3 separate regions of the Homo sapiens genome follow, and all the other regions are linked to region 1. Evidence: chromatin contacts called from ENCODE Hi-C or POLR2A ChIA-PET data. All regions are on one chromosome and are shown on one strand. Each heading gives the region's core, a stretch centred on a gene start or an enhancer-like site at or near the end of the contact. The rest is flanking DNA. Distances are from core to core; before and after follow the strand shown. Region 1 overlaps CDCP1 (CUB domain containing protein 1). Region 2 overlaps LIMD1 (LIM domain containing 1). Region 3 has its middle 27 kb from the start of LIMD1.

The links. Hi-C counts contacts between places; a loop is a spot of excess contacts on that map. ChIA-PET counts read pairs that join two places held with the same protein, here RNA polymerase II (POLR2A). Pooled maps may share reads with other maps.
Region 2: a map with no recorded cell type shows a loop between it and region 1 (15-fold over the local background). The contact joins two enhancer-like sites. A Hi-C loop is called at or near these places in 1 of 168 maps with a recorded cell type or tissue (aorta), 1 of 37 single-sample maps with no recorded cell type and 2 of 50 pooled maps.
Region 3: a map with no recorded cell type shows a loop between it and region 1 (12-fold over the local background). The contact joins two enhancer-like sites. A Hi-C loop is called at or near these places in 2 of 37 single-sample maps with no recorded cell type and 2 of 50 pooled maps. POLR2A ChIA-PET finds 5 or more read pairs at or near these places in 1 of 52 experiments (BJ).

What each region holds. Positions count from the first base shown.
Region 1 is chr3:45,121,199-45,125,475 of GRCh38, reverse strand. The region is part of intron 1 of CDCP1 (CUB domain containing protein 1); the gene reads left to right. Among named protein-coding and RNA genes, the nearest start is that of CDCP1, 23 kb to the left of the region's middle. RefSeq lists enhancers at 498-997, 998-1,499. Within about 2 kb of position 2,280, at least 10 of the 41 ENCODE cell types and tissues checked have a DNase peak (open chromatin) inside an H3K27ac peak, as active enhancers do.
Region 2 is chr3:45,611,252-45,615,528 of GRCh38, reverse strand. All of the region lies in intron 1 of LIMD1 (LIM domain containing 1), which reads right to left. Among named protein-coding and RNA genes, the nearest start is that of LIMD1, 19 kb to the right of the region's middle. RefSeq lists a silencer at 302-401 and enhancers at 2,631-2,680, 3,738-3,807. Within about 2 kb of position 2,413, at least 6 of the 41 ENCODE cell types and tissues checked have a DNase peak (open chromatin) inside an H3K27ac peak, as active enhancers do.
Region 3 is chr3:45,565,529-45,569,805 of GRCh38, reverse strand. No RefSeq gene overlaps it. Among named protein-coding and RNA genes, the nearest start is that of LIMD1, 27 kb to the left of the region's middle. RefSeq lists an enhancer at 2,175-2,701. Within about 2 kb of position 1,950, at least 5 of the 41 ENCODE cell types and tissues checked have a DNase peak (open chromatin) inside an H3K27ac peak, as active enhancers do.

The DNA of each region.
Region 1 (4,277 bases), core at 1,031-3,530:
CCTGTTTGCAGATGAGGAAAGTGAGGCACCAAGAAGCTAAGGAATTTGCCCAAGGAAGCACATCTGGGTGAGTGGTAGTGCCGGGAATTGACCCTAGACAGTTTGATTCTAGAATCTGTACTCTTCACCACCACACCAAGCTGCTAAGGTGTGCTGGTCCCAGTGGGTGAAGCCCAAACTCCGTGGCCAACAACCAAGCCCTTTCCCACTTCTCCAGCCTCCTCTACCCACCCAAACAAAACTCTGGCCAAATCAAACTCCCCAGAGTGGCTCCAAGGAAGCCATGATTTTCATATCTTGGCATCTTTGCACCTGCTATTCCTTCCATCTGTCCTTCCTGACAGTCATCTCACAGTTCCTGGTTGGCACACTCATATCCATTCTTTTAGACCCATCTTAAGTCATACGCCTTCTGTGAAGCCCTCCTTGACCACCACCCCCAGATGGTTGATAGCAGACCCTCAATGTCTTCAGAGTACCTTGAAGTTCCCTGGTGTCCTAAAATTACTATTTGGGTCTAATGAACAGACAGGCAAATGTTCATTCAATGTGTGTGAATTCAACACTCGCTCCCTGCAGGGAATAAAGGTTGGGAGAAATCATTGCAATGGTGTGTGTGTCCCCTTGGGGTGGATATGAGGTAGGGTATAAACTTGCCAATCTGCTGGACATCCTGGGGCTCCCATGGTGTGCACATCCACAATTTAATGAAACGTATTTTGCAAACCTGGCCCCTAAAAGCATATCACGACTTATCTGATGCTCAGTCTGAAAAGCAGGGATCTGCTCCATGGATGGAGGAAACACCAGCTGCTGGACTTGTTGAGAATGGAATGTTGGTCTGCAATGTGACCTCTTCCTAAGAGAGGACAGGGCTATTTTGGCCATAAGTGGAACCTGACTCACATGCAAGCCGTGACTGAGCAGCCACAAACTTCTTGGTTTCTGAGTCTGCCTCCCTTGGCATCCTGGGCACTCCTCCAGGGCACCATGCATCTTAATATGTATCTCCTGGTGCCTAGGCTGAGCCCAGCCCTGGCTGGGAGCTGCTCAGTCCATCTTCCTTGGACAGAGAAGGTGAATGAGAGCCGAGTCCCACAGGCAACCACACCCAGAATTGAGGCAACTTGTTCCAATTCGTCTACAAATTTTAGACGGGTTGCCAGTTATTTTGCCAGTCTTTTAAACTGTATTTGACAGATCTGGGAGAAAAATGACTTCCGGTGTTTATCACCTGGAATTCCCTCCCCTACATTAGTTTCCCTTACTAGAATCGAGAATTGCAAAGAAATAGGATGGCAGGGAGAAGAAATAACAGGGATGTGTGATATGGTGATTAATGAATGGTGAATCATGAATGATGATTAAAACAAATGGAAATTCTTCCCCCAACCCTGCCTGCCCAGGAAGGAGCTGGTGAGGCAGATGCTCACAAAGGTGTCCTAATAAGGAGAGGTCAGGAGGCAGGAGAGCTGAAGAAAAGAGCTGTGTGTGACTCAGGAGCCCAAGCCTGTGCCTTGTAAGCTTTTCCAAATGCCCTAAGCCCAGGAGCCCATGCACTGCTCTAGTGAAAGCTTGGATGCCTTTCAGCCCATAAAGCCTCAAAGTCACACCAGAATCTGGAGCATTTCTAAGTTTCTCTGAACCTGGGTAATGATTTTCTGAAATATTAGACCAATGAAATACCAAATTCCTGGGGAGGCAAAAGAAAGAGATGTGATCCAAGCATTTGTGATCAAATGAGCTGACAAGTTACTCTACTTAAGCAGTGGGGATTTTACCACTGTTTTTATTGCAGCGAAATAAATGCCTCCAGAGTGGCAGAATTGGTGGGGGTCAGGAGAGAGTCCACATTTCAAGTATGTACAAGGTGTTGAATCATTATCTTCTTGCTCCTGTTCACCCCTTCTAGCTAACTTATTTATCAGTTAGGATGAGGGGGATCATTAAAAATGACAGCCATGTGAGTGATGTGTCCTTGGCTGTGACCCTAGAAAAGAGCCTATAATATAAGTCATCTCCTCCTGTTGGAAAGGTAGCTAAATTCAGCTTTGCCTATCATGTGTCTTTAGCTTAGTTGTTTCCTCTGAACTATGAGCTGGACACCAGGTGGGGGATTACTCAAGCCCAAATTCTCTGGTCTGGTATACCAAAGAATAGTTACAAACTACAGCTGGACAGTAGAACGTGCTGGGTTGATCATCTCAGCCAGGGCAAAGAAACATATTAAGACGTTAAACATCTACCAGGAGTGAGTCATTTAACCCTCGTAAGGTTTCATCTTCCTTGATTGCAAAATGAGTTTGTGTGAAAGACCATAAATAAAAAATAGAAACAACAGAAGTAGCATTAGTAATTCATGAAGGAAGGACTGGTATATTCAACGCTTAGAGTTGGAACAATGGGCTCTCCATATGGAAAAAAAAGTAAAAGCGAATCCCTACTTCTCACCATGGACCAAAAAAAAAAAAATCCCTACGTCTCAGCATAGACCAGTACAGATTCCCAGAGCCCTTGTTATACCTACTAGGGCTTAGAACTTTATCACAGACCATTTGTAGGCCCTTAGTCTAGGCTATTAATTCCCTAAGGGCAGGGACTCTGGCTGTTTTTATCATTAAGTCATTTGCACCAAGTGTGTCCCTAGAATAGATTATGAACCCAGAAAATGTTTGTCGAATGAATACATCATTTCCAAAATTCTTTAAAAAATGAATTTCTAGGCCAGGTGCAGTGGCTCACACCTGTAATCCCAGCACTTTGGGAGGCCGAGGTGGGCAAATCACTTGAGGCCAGGAGTTCAAGACCAGCCCAGCCAACATGGTGAAACCCCCTCTTTACTACAAAATACAAAAATTAGCCAGGCGTGGTGGCACACCTGTAGTCCCAGCTACTCGGGAGACTGAGGCACGAGAATCACTTGAGTCCCAAAGGCAGAGGTTGCCAAGATCACGCCATTGCACTCCGGCCTGGGCAACAGAGGGAAACTCTGTCTCAAAAAAAAATTTCTAAAAGAGATTATACATTTTTCTGGCTGGGCACAATGGCTCACGCCTGTAATCCCAGCACTTTGGGAGGCTGAGGTGGGTGGATCACCTGAGGTCAGGAGTTCAAGACCAGCTTGGCCAACATGGTGAAACCCCAGCTCTACTAAAAATACAAAAATTAGCTGAGCGTGGTGGCACATGCCTTTAGTCCCAGCTACTCGGGAGGCTGAGGCAGGAGAATAGCTTGAGCCCAGGAGGCGGAGGTTGCAGTGAGCCGAGGTTGCGCCACCGCACTCCAGCCTGGGCAACAGAGTGAGATTCCGTCTCAAAAAAAAAAAAAAAAATACAGATTATACATTTTTCTTTGACTGTCATTATAAAAGAATACCTTGCCATATACCCAGAATTATTTTGGGTACTAACCTGGCCAAACAACAGAGAAGAACTGAGTGGAGAGATTTTGGTGAGATCAGCTTTGGTCTTCTCTGAATCTAAGTTAAAGAGATTTAAAATATTACATATACCTAGGCTTCCCCCAAAATATTATTAAACCATATTTTAACTGTGGTAATGATTATTCTTTTATTAATTTATTACATGCCTACTTTGTGTGAAAACATGATCTTTTGAACACTTTTTCTTTTTATTAAGGTATAGCTTACATAAAATAAACATCATCAATTTTAAGTGTACAGTTTGATGAATTTTGGCATTTGTATACAAGGTGTAATCACTGCTATCGTCAAGATACAAAACAGTCCCCTCACCCTGCACGGTCTGCTTTGCCCCCTGGTACTCCATTCCCTCTCCCCATCTCTAGCCTTAGGCAATGCAGCTCTGCTTAGCGTCTAGCACTGATTTAAAATAATGATCATAGGGGCAGGAATTTTTAAATAAAGGATAAAAAAGCTGACAGAAGGGGAAATGGGAATAAGAAAGAAATTGGTAACATAGCTAGATGGGCTGTAGCCTCAGATTGGACTCAGCTTCACTTGCTGGTGAATTAGCCCAACTTGGAGAGACTGAGGGCTCCAAGAATTTTTTTTACAAATAACACAGTTAGACGTTTTCATGATTACAGAAAAAGAACACAAGAGTTGTAATATACAGCTCAGATATAAACCTGGCAACTGGGTTTCTGAACATAGATCTGGATTCATTTTTAATCTGACATCTTGAGGAACTCCTCAGCCTCAGAAGATTCTAAATGGCCACACTGCTTGAAGACCAAGCATTTGAGCAAATAAAACTTCTGCCCCTGAGAATATATTCTCTCTCAAGCTATTAATT
Region 2 (4,277 bases), core at 1,164-3,663, 490 kb before region 1:
ACTCCCCTCAGCCTCCCAAAGTGCTGGGATTACTGCCCAGCCAGAAATTACTTAGTGGGAACAATTTACACTGTTCAGTTGATGGTTACACTAAAACCCAGATTTCACCAGTAGGCAATAGATCCATGTAACAAAAGTGCACTTCTCCCCCCTAAATCCATACAAATAAAATACAAAATAAAATAAAAGGTGCCCTCCCTGTACCATGAGAAAACAAACACTCTTCAATGGAGAGTAACAGCAGAGAAAATTCTGTACAAACAGACCTTGTTAAAATAAGGCTTACTTTCCTTTAGCCTCCCCACATAATTTGGTTACTTTCCCACAAATGCCTCTCTTTGTTCAACCTCATATAAACACATGTATGTTTTGCCACTGCTTTGGGTCTTCATTTGTTTATGAGGGCTCCCGTGTCACATAGAACTTTTATTAAATGTGTATGCTCTTCTATTTACCTATGTCAATTTAGTTTTCAGACCCCACCAGGACCCCAAGAGAGAAGAGGGGAAGTTCTGCTCCCCGACATCCTCTATTGGCCCAACTTTCACTAAAGTCCCCAAATCTACAACAAAGTTAATTTTAGTTCACTCAAATTCTTTAAAATTAAATATCTATGTGTAAAAGAAAAAAAAGTCTATCCTAACAGTGATTATCCCTAGAGTAGGATGATCGGTGACCTTTCCAATTTTTTTCTATACTTTCTGACTTTTCTACAGTTAGCTGTGTTTAAGGTTTAAAAAACGGCAAAAAAAAAAAAAAACACCCAGGAATTTATTTTTTATTTTATTATTATTATCACTTTTTTTGAGACAGGGCCTCATTCTGTTGCCCAGGCTGGAATGCAGTGGTGTGATCATGGCTCACTGCAGCTTTGACCTCCTGGGCTCATATGATCCTCCCACCTCAGCCTCCCCGGTACCTGGAACTATAGGCACGCACCACCACGCCCAGCTAATTTTTTTATTTTTCGTAGAGACAAAGTTTCACCATGTTGCCCAGGCTGGTCTTGAATCTCTAAGCTCAAGCAATCCCCCTGCCTCAGCTCCCAAAGTGCTGGGATTACAAAGTGCGTGAACCACAGCACCCGGGCAGAGGATTTCCTTTTTTTTTTTTTTTTTTAACTACAGGTGCCCGCCACCACGCCCGGCTAATTTTTTATATTTGTTGTAGAGGCTGGGTTTCACCATGTTAGCCAGGATGGTCTCGATCTCCTGACCTCGTGATCCACCCGCCTCGGCCTCCCAAAGTGCTGGGATGACAAGCATGAGCCACTGTGCCCAGCCTAAGAGGATTTCTGTACTAGAGAAAACTGGTAAAAGCAAAAACAAAAAAATGTTTTTTAAATCAAACTCTTAAGAGAGCAAAGAAGCAAAGTAAAATAGTGATGGGCTCACAGCCCATCACTATCAAGAAAGGAATAAAATATCTTGTGAAGATAATATTTTAACAGAGGAAATTGGGAGGGTATCAGCCAAGCGTTGCCAGCTCAGAGAACAGGTGGCTTAGAAAGCAACAAGTAAAGCAGGGCCCCCAAGAAATTCTAAAAACAGCTGGAGAATCAGAGGAACTTTCACACTGCTGTGGGAATGCTAAGTGGCACGGCCACTTTGGAAAAGTTTTTGGCAGTTGCTAAAAAAGTTATACATACACCTACTCCATGATCCAGCAATTCTACTCCTAGGTATTTACCCAAGAGAAACGAAAGCCTGTGTCTATACAAAGACTTGTACATATAAGGTGCAGTGGCTCATGCCTATAATTCCAGCACTTTAGGAGGCCAAGGCAGGAGAATCACTTGAAGCCAGGAGTTCAAAACCAACCTGGACAACATAGCGAGATCCCATATTTACAAAAGAAAAAAACAAACAAAAAAAAAACCCAAAGTCTTACACAAAAACAATCCTAACAGACTTATTCATAATAGCCAAAAATGAAAAAAAAAAAAAAACCTCAACAGGGAAATGGAAAAACAAATCTTGTGGTGTATCCATACAATGTAATATTACTCAGCAGTAAAACAAAAGCACAATTGATAATGCAAAAAGCCCAGTTGATAATGCAACAGCATAGCTGAATTTCACAGATATTATCTGAGTGAAATAAGCTGGACAAAGGAGTACTATAGTTGATTCTCATTATTTGGCAAGAATACTGAATCAGTCAATACTGAACCACTGCTTCTGGCAGAAATACAGGGTTAGGTTTCTGAAAACTTCTGACCACAACACTTTCATCAACTGATGAATATATGACCTTGTTTTATGTGTGCTTCTATTTAGAGACACCTTCCTTAGTATATATTGTTGATTCATTAACATCGAACCCTCAGCCAACAGCCCTGTAGCTCGTGCCTGAAGAAAGCTTCTCTCATACATATTCTCGTTGTAAAGCACATCACAGCCCTCTTGCTCTTAGGAACACTAGAAAGCACTCCAGCACTGTGCCTGGGGGCCATTTGAAACAGCAAAATCATCAACAAAAACCACAAAAATGCAAAAACCATGGCACTAAATAGACCATGAAAAGGACACCTGTTTACTGCATGACCTGAAACAAGAAGGCGGAGCGTTGCCTTGTTCGACTTCAGCTGGGAAGATAGGCGTCAGGGGACTCAAACTTTTCAGCACTCTGTTATATCTGTGAATGATCACAAAAGAACTGTGAGTATTAATTTTGGGGTTACAAATAAATTTTAGCAAGTAAGCTGATTCACAAATACAGAATCTGTGGATAATGAAGATCAACTGTATATAAATACTATATGAATCCATTTATATTACATCTTAGAATGGGCAAAACTAATAAATGATTTTAAAAAATCAGAATTGTAGTTGCCTGGAGGTGAGCACTAACTGGAAAGAAGCATGAGGGAACTTTCTGGGGATGGAACTATTCTATATCTTGATAGGAATGTGGGTCACACAGGTGCATGCATCTGTCAAAACTCACTGAACTACACATTTCTCTGTATGCAAATACAGCATTTTGAAAACAATTCCTAGACACTCCTCCTATCAAGAAGTGAGAGTGTGGAAAGGCTTGTGAATGCTTAAAGTAATAGAGCACAGCAGAATGACACTAAATGACTTCCAGGCATTGAGCCTGACCCCAAGTATCCAATGCAGACATCAAATAGCCTGCAAAAGGCCTGGCACAGTGGCTCACACCTGTTATCCTAGCACTTTGGGAGGCCGAGGTGGGAGGATCACTTGAGCCCAGGAGTTCAAGACCAGCCTGGGCAAGACAGCGAGACCCTGCCTCTACAAAAATTAACAAATTAGCCAGGCATGGTTGTGCATACCTGTGTTTCCAGTTATTCGGGGGGCTGGGATGGGAGGATTGCTTGAGCCCAGGAAGCCAAGGCTACAGTGAGCTAAGATGGTGCCACTGAACTCTAACCTGGGTACAGAGTGAGAATTTGTCTTTAAAGAGAGAGAGAGAGAGAGAGAGAGAGAGAGCGCGCACCTGCAAACCATGACAGAGCTGGGCAGAAGCCATGCTAGCTTCCTCAACACCACCTCCTTTCTTTCTCCCTGCCTTCCTCACCGCCTCCCACCAACTTCACTTCCTCTGCTCTCTGGCTACAAATTTGGGCAGAGATGCCTCTCCCCACACCTCACACACCCACCGTCAGGCATGGGCAACCCAGAGAGGTGGCAGCTGTGTGCTATGGGTAGAGGAGGGGCTGCCAGCTCCAGTCCATTCATGGCTTCTAACTGACCTCTGTGGCTGGCCAACAAAGAGCCTCTGTGTAAGTCCCTGCCACCTGCAAGCAAAGCCTCAGTGATGTCAGGACAAGCCTCAGACAAACAGGCCTTTGCAAGCTGCCTGGAAAGCCACCTCCCAGCCTGCCCCTGCATTGGCCACAGGCTTATTGGGAGGCCCATACCCAGGAAAGGGCTCCATAGCCTACACAGAGGGATAGGACATAGGCATCCCAGTAGCCTGTGGCCCCTGATGAGCCAAATCCCAAACAGCCTTCCTCCCACCTCTTGGGACAGGAAACACCATCGTTCACTTCTCTACCTCCCTCAAGGGGATGGGCCATCTCTTTGGGCTTTCTGCCTGTACTTGCTAAACTGAGTGTATTTTTTAAGGCGCTGGAAAGTTGGCTCAGCTGCAATGACCACCTGCTCCATCAAGCCCTGTGCACACAGCAGCTTCGGACCCCAGAGCCCCCCTGCTTCAAGTGGGAACGGATTCGTTCTAAGGCTGCGTGGGAGCAGCCTGCCATCCCTTGCATCAGGCATTTGGCCTCAGTGGGCTCACTTGGTGGT
Region 3 (4,277 bases), core at 701-3,200, 440 kb before region 1:
TTGTGCATGCCTGTAATTCCAGCTACTTGGGAGGCTGAGGCAGGAGAATTGCTTGAACCCAGGAGGCGGAGGTTGCAGTGAGGCAAGAATGCACCACTGCACTCCAGCCTAGGTGACAGAGCGAGACTCCCTCTGAAAAAAAAGAAAGAAAAAAAAAATTAGCCAGGAGTGGTGGTGTATGCCTGTAGTTCCAGCTACTTGGCAGGCTGAGGTGGGAGGATCACTTGAGCTCAGGAGTTCAGGGCTGCAGTGAGCTATATGATTGTGCCACTGCACCCCAGCCTGGGTAACAGAGCAAGACCTTTTCTCTTAAAAAAAAAAAAAATAGTTAAACTATAAACTAAATTCCTCCCAAAGTTAGTTTGGCCTATGCCCAGGAATGAACAAGGGTAGCATGAAGGTTCGAAGCAAGATAGAGTCAGGTCAGATTTCTTTCACTTTCAAAATTTCCTTATGCCAGATTTTTCTCAATGTTGTAATTTTTACAAAGGCATTTTCATCAGTGGATGTGAAATTTGGTGCCATTGGTGTTTGATATCATGGGCCTGAGTAAGCTCATCTGGGCAGAGGGTATAGAGAAGAATGAGAAGAATAGAGGGTCCAGGACCAAGCCCCCAAGAATTCAAAGAGAGGAAAGAGCCAGAAAATGAGGCTGAGACAGCGCGGCCAGGAGGCAGGAGAAGAGAAAGAAGAGTGTGTCTGTAGAATTAAGACGAGGGTTGAAAGTGTCATTGGCTTTGCAATACGAAGGTCGTTGGTGACCTTGAATGGGCTAGTTTCAGTGGTGAGAGGGCACAACTTCCCCTAGTTTCATGATATTAGTGGTTGGATCTATTTTTTTTGAGTAATAAATAAGTGGATTGGAGCTGGTGGCTATTATTCTTAGCAAACTAATGTAGGAACACAAAACCAAATACTGCATGTTCTCACCTACACATAGGAGCTAAATGGTAGGAACTTATGGACACAAAGAAGGCAACAACAGACACTGGGGCCTGCTTGAGGGTGGAGGGAGGGAGGAGGGAGAGGAGCAGAAAAGATAACTATTGGGTACTGGGCTTAATAGCTGCGTGATGAAGGCCGGGCGCGGTGGCTTATGCCTGTAATCCCAGCACTTTGGGAGGCCAAGGCGGGCAGATCACGAGGTCAGGAGATCGAGACCATCCTGGCTAACACGGTGAAACCCCGTCTCTACTAAAAATACAAAAAATTAGCCGGGCGTGGTGTCAGGCGCCTGCAGTCCCAGCTACTCCGGAGGCTGAGGCAGGAGAATGGCGTGAACCCGGGAGGCGGAGCTTGCAGTGAGCGGAGATCGCGCCACTGCACTCCAGCCTGGGCGACAGAGCAAGACTCCGTCTCAAAAAAAAAAAAGGACTATGGACACAAAGAAGGGAACAACAGACACTGGGGCGTGCTTGAGGGTGGAGGGTGGGAGGAGGGAGAGGAGCAGAAAAAATATTGGGTACTGGGCTTAATAGCTGGGTGATGAAACAATCTGTACAACAGACCCTTGTGACACATGCTTACCTATGTAACAAACCTTCACATGTACCCCTAAATCTAAAATAAAAAAATGGGTGACTCCAGAAGGCCAGAGGACTTGGGGACATTTGAGGTGCATGTGTAAGGCAACATCAAAAAGAAAAAGCCCCTGTGACATTTTCATTAATCCACATGGTTGGGATGTGAGCTACAAAAGAGGCTCCTCACAGCTTGAGGGCAGGCTCGGGAAAACCCTAGAAGCGGCTAGAGAAACTGAACTGAGGATGTGGCTGTGAAGTTCCCCATCTGCTCCTGGGGAGGAGAATTGACCCACCTCTTGGAGATGGTGAGCCCTACAGACAGGAAGGAAGAGTGCCCTGTTTATTTTTGTCTGCCTGATTTCACATCTGCTGACGTCTTCCCGCCCTTTCCCGCCCACTCTGCTCCCCATCTTTAAATCTTAACCACTTAGGAGATAAAAACACAGCCCCGAGGCCACAGCTGTGTGATATACCAGGTCAATTGGCACAACCAATCTACTGGGGAACTGAAGCAGGTGATGTTCAGACGGAACATGGAGAGAACCGAGTGAGCATCTCTCCTGGGCTTTGGGGCCTCGGAGGAGCAAGTCACCAGGCCTGGAGACTGAATATCAGACTTACATGTTCACCATCCTGTCTTCTTGGAAAAATGGATTTTAAATCTAAATCTTGCCACTGAGCAGGGCCAGACTGGGAATCGAAGGTGCTGGCACAGACTGGCAACTGGCATGGTGTTTGATTCTTTTGCAAAATGCTCACAACCCTCTAAGTCCATTTAAAAAACAAAAACAAACAAACAAACAAAAAACCCAAAACATGGAAAAGATTCGCTCTGTGCCTACCAGGAACTGTGAATGGACCACAAGGCATCACAGACGTCCACAGGGTACCCATCATGTCTGAGGGCTGTTTGGAGCCACTGTTTTTTTCCCTTGTTAAAATAAATGGGCTTTTGTGTTGGAAATGATTTCACGGTTTGATTTCCTCTGAGGACATGCAACCCCTATTGACATGAAAGTGCCTCACAGATCCTCCCTCTGCTGTGGAGCTGGTTGTCCTGGGTGACCTTCCCTTGAGGCCTGCAGGGAGGCCTGTGTGGGGATGGCTGTTTCCCTCCCACAGTCTCACCACCTTGGGAACTGACTTTGCTGGGACTGGCTAGGCGCCGAGCTGGTGGCAGGCTGTGGAGAGGACTGGGCCACAGCCCTCTTAGCCCACTGCCAGGCCCTCCAACCTTCCACTGTGGGAGCGTGATTGCCAGAGACCCCAGACACTGTGCTCGGGACCCGCCACCCCATCTGTGCCAAGGCTATGCCTCCCACAGGCTGCTCCCAGCCTATGGCTGAGCAAGGCAGGGATACTCGGGCAGGCCTATTCCTGAGAGATGTGGGGCTCCACTGACAGATGACTCTGACCCAAGGACTCCCTTAAACAGCTGTCTAAGACCTCCCTTACTTCTCTCCTTCACAGGGGTCAGACTGCGTCAAAATCTGATGGTTCTCCCAATGCCCCCATCTTGCTCTCTGTTCTCCTGCACAGGCATTTTCTCCAATACATCTCTTGCGTGTCATATCCCATCTTGGTATCTGCTTCTCAGAGAACCTGAATGAACACACCTGGAGCTTCCAGTAATTTATGGAAGACAGCAGCAAAAAGCCCCTGTGTCTGCTGCCTGGAGGGCAAAGGCGGCCTTATGCATAGTTTCATGGAGATGGTTGTAAATGATTCGGGACAGCTTGTGTTCTCCTGAGAGGTGTGCACTGCGCCCCGTACCCTTGTGTGGCCTGCTGGAGGATACGGACACAGAGGCCCAGCTTATGTTTGGGGCTGTCTTACTTAATCCATGTCCACTCAAGTAACTGAGTGTCCCCATTACTGGTGTCTCCATAAGCCAGTGATTCCCACGGTCAAGTGCAGACTACATCTTACTTCACACTGAAAAATGTAAAGGGCACTGGGGTGTGGTCAACAGTTCCTCCTCCTGTTTGTCAGGGGATGTGACACTTGTTGGCCCTCACCAGGGATTCTGGGTGTTTTGAGATTACAGAATAGAGAAGGAGAGAGGAAGGAGGGCTGTGGGGCAGAAGAAGGTGGTGTAATGGTCATCTAGAGAATCATTTACAAAATAGTGTCTGCCTCCTGTGTCCACACGTCTCTCCCTATGAAGAGAGTATTAAACCCTCAACCACCTGGCCCCTCTTCAAGTCTTAAACTTTGGGCACAGCTCCCATGTTCGTATGAGTGTTAACAGATTTTGCACACCATTCTCTCCTGTTAATCTGCCTTTTGTCAGTTCATTACCTTAGGTGAGGAGAGGAAGTTTTTCCTCTACCCTTACACTATATTAAGGAACAGACCCACACCTGGGAGAGTGAAGGCTTCCCCTACAGCTAGAAACATCTGAATTCCCATGGTGCAGTCCAGGAAAGAAATTCTCAGCACCTCTGGCCTTGAATAAGGCCTCACTATTCCTTCTTCAGTAAATGGAATTACTTGGGTCTCCATTTTTACGCTTGTGTGCCTCTCATCTCTTTACTTGATAATAGTCATTCATTCACTCTCTCACTGTTTATTCAACCCATGTTCATTGCAGTCAATATTTTGAACCTGCAAATGGAGCATCACCTTTGAATAAATCCAGAATCCTTAATGTGGCTAAGCTGGCTCTGGTCCTTCTCTTCATGGTCCCCCACCTTCATTTGCTGTGCCCTGGTCACATTTGCCTTTCACTTCCTCAAAGACACTTAGAACTTT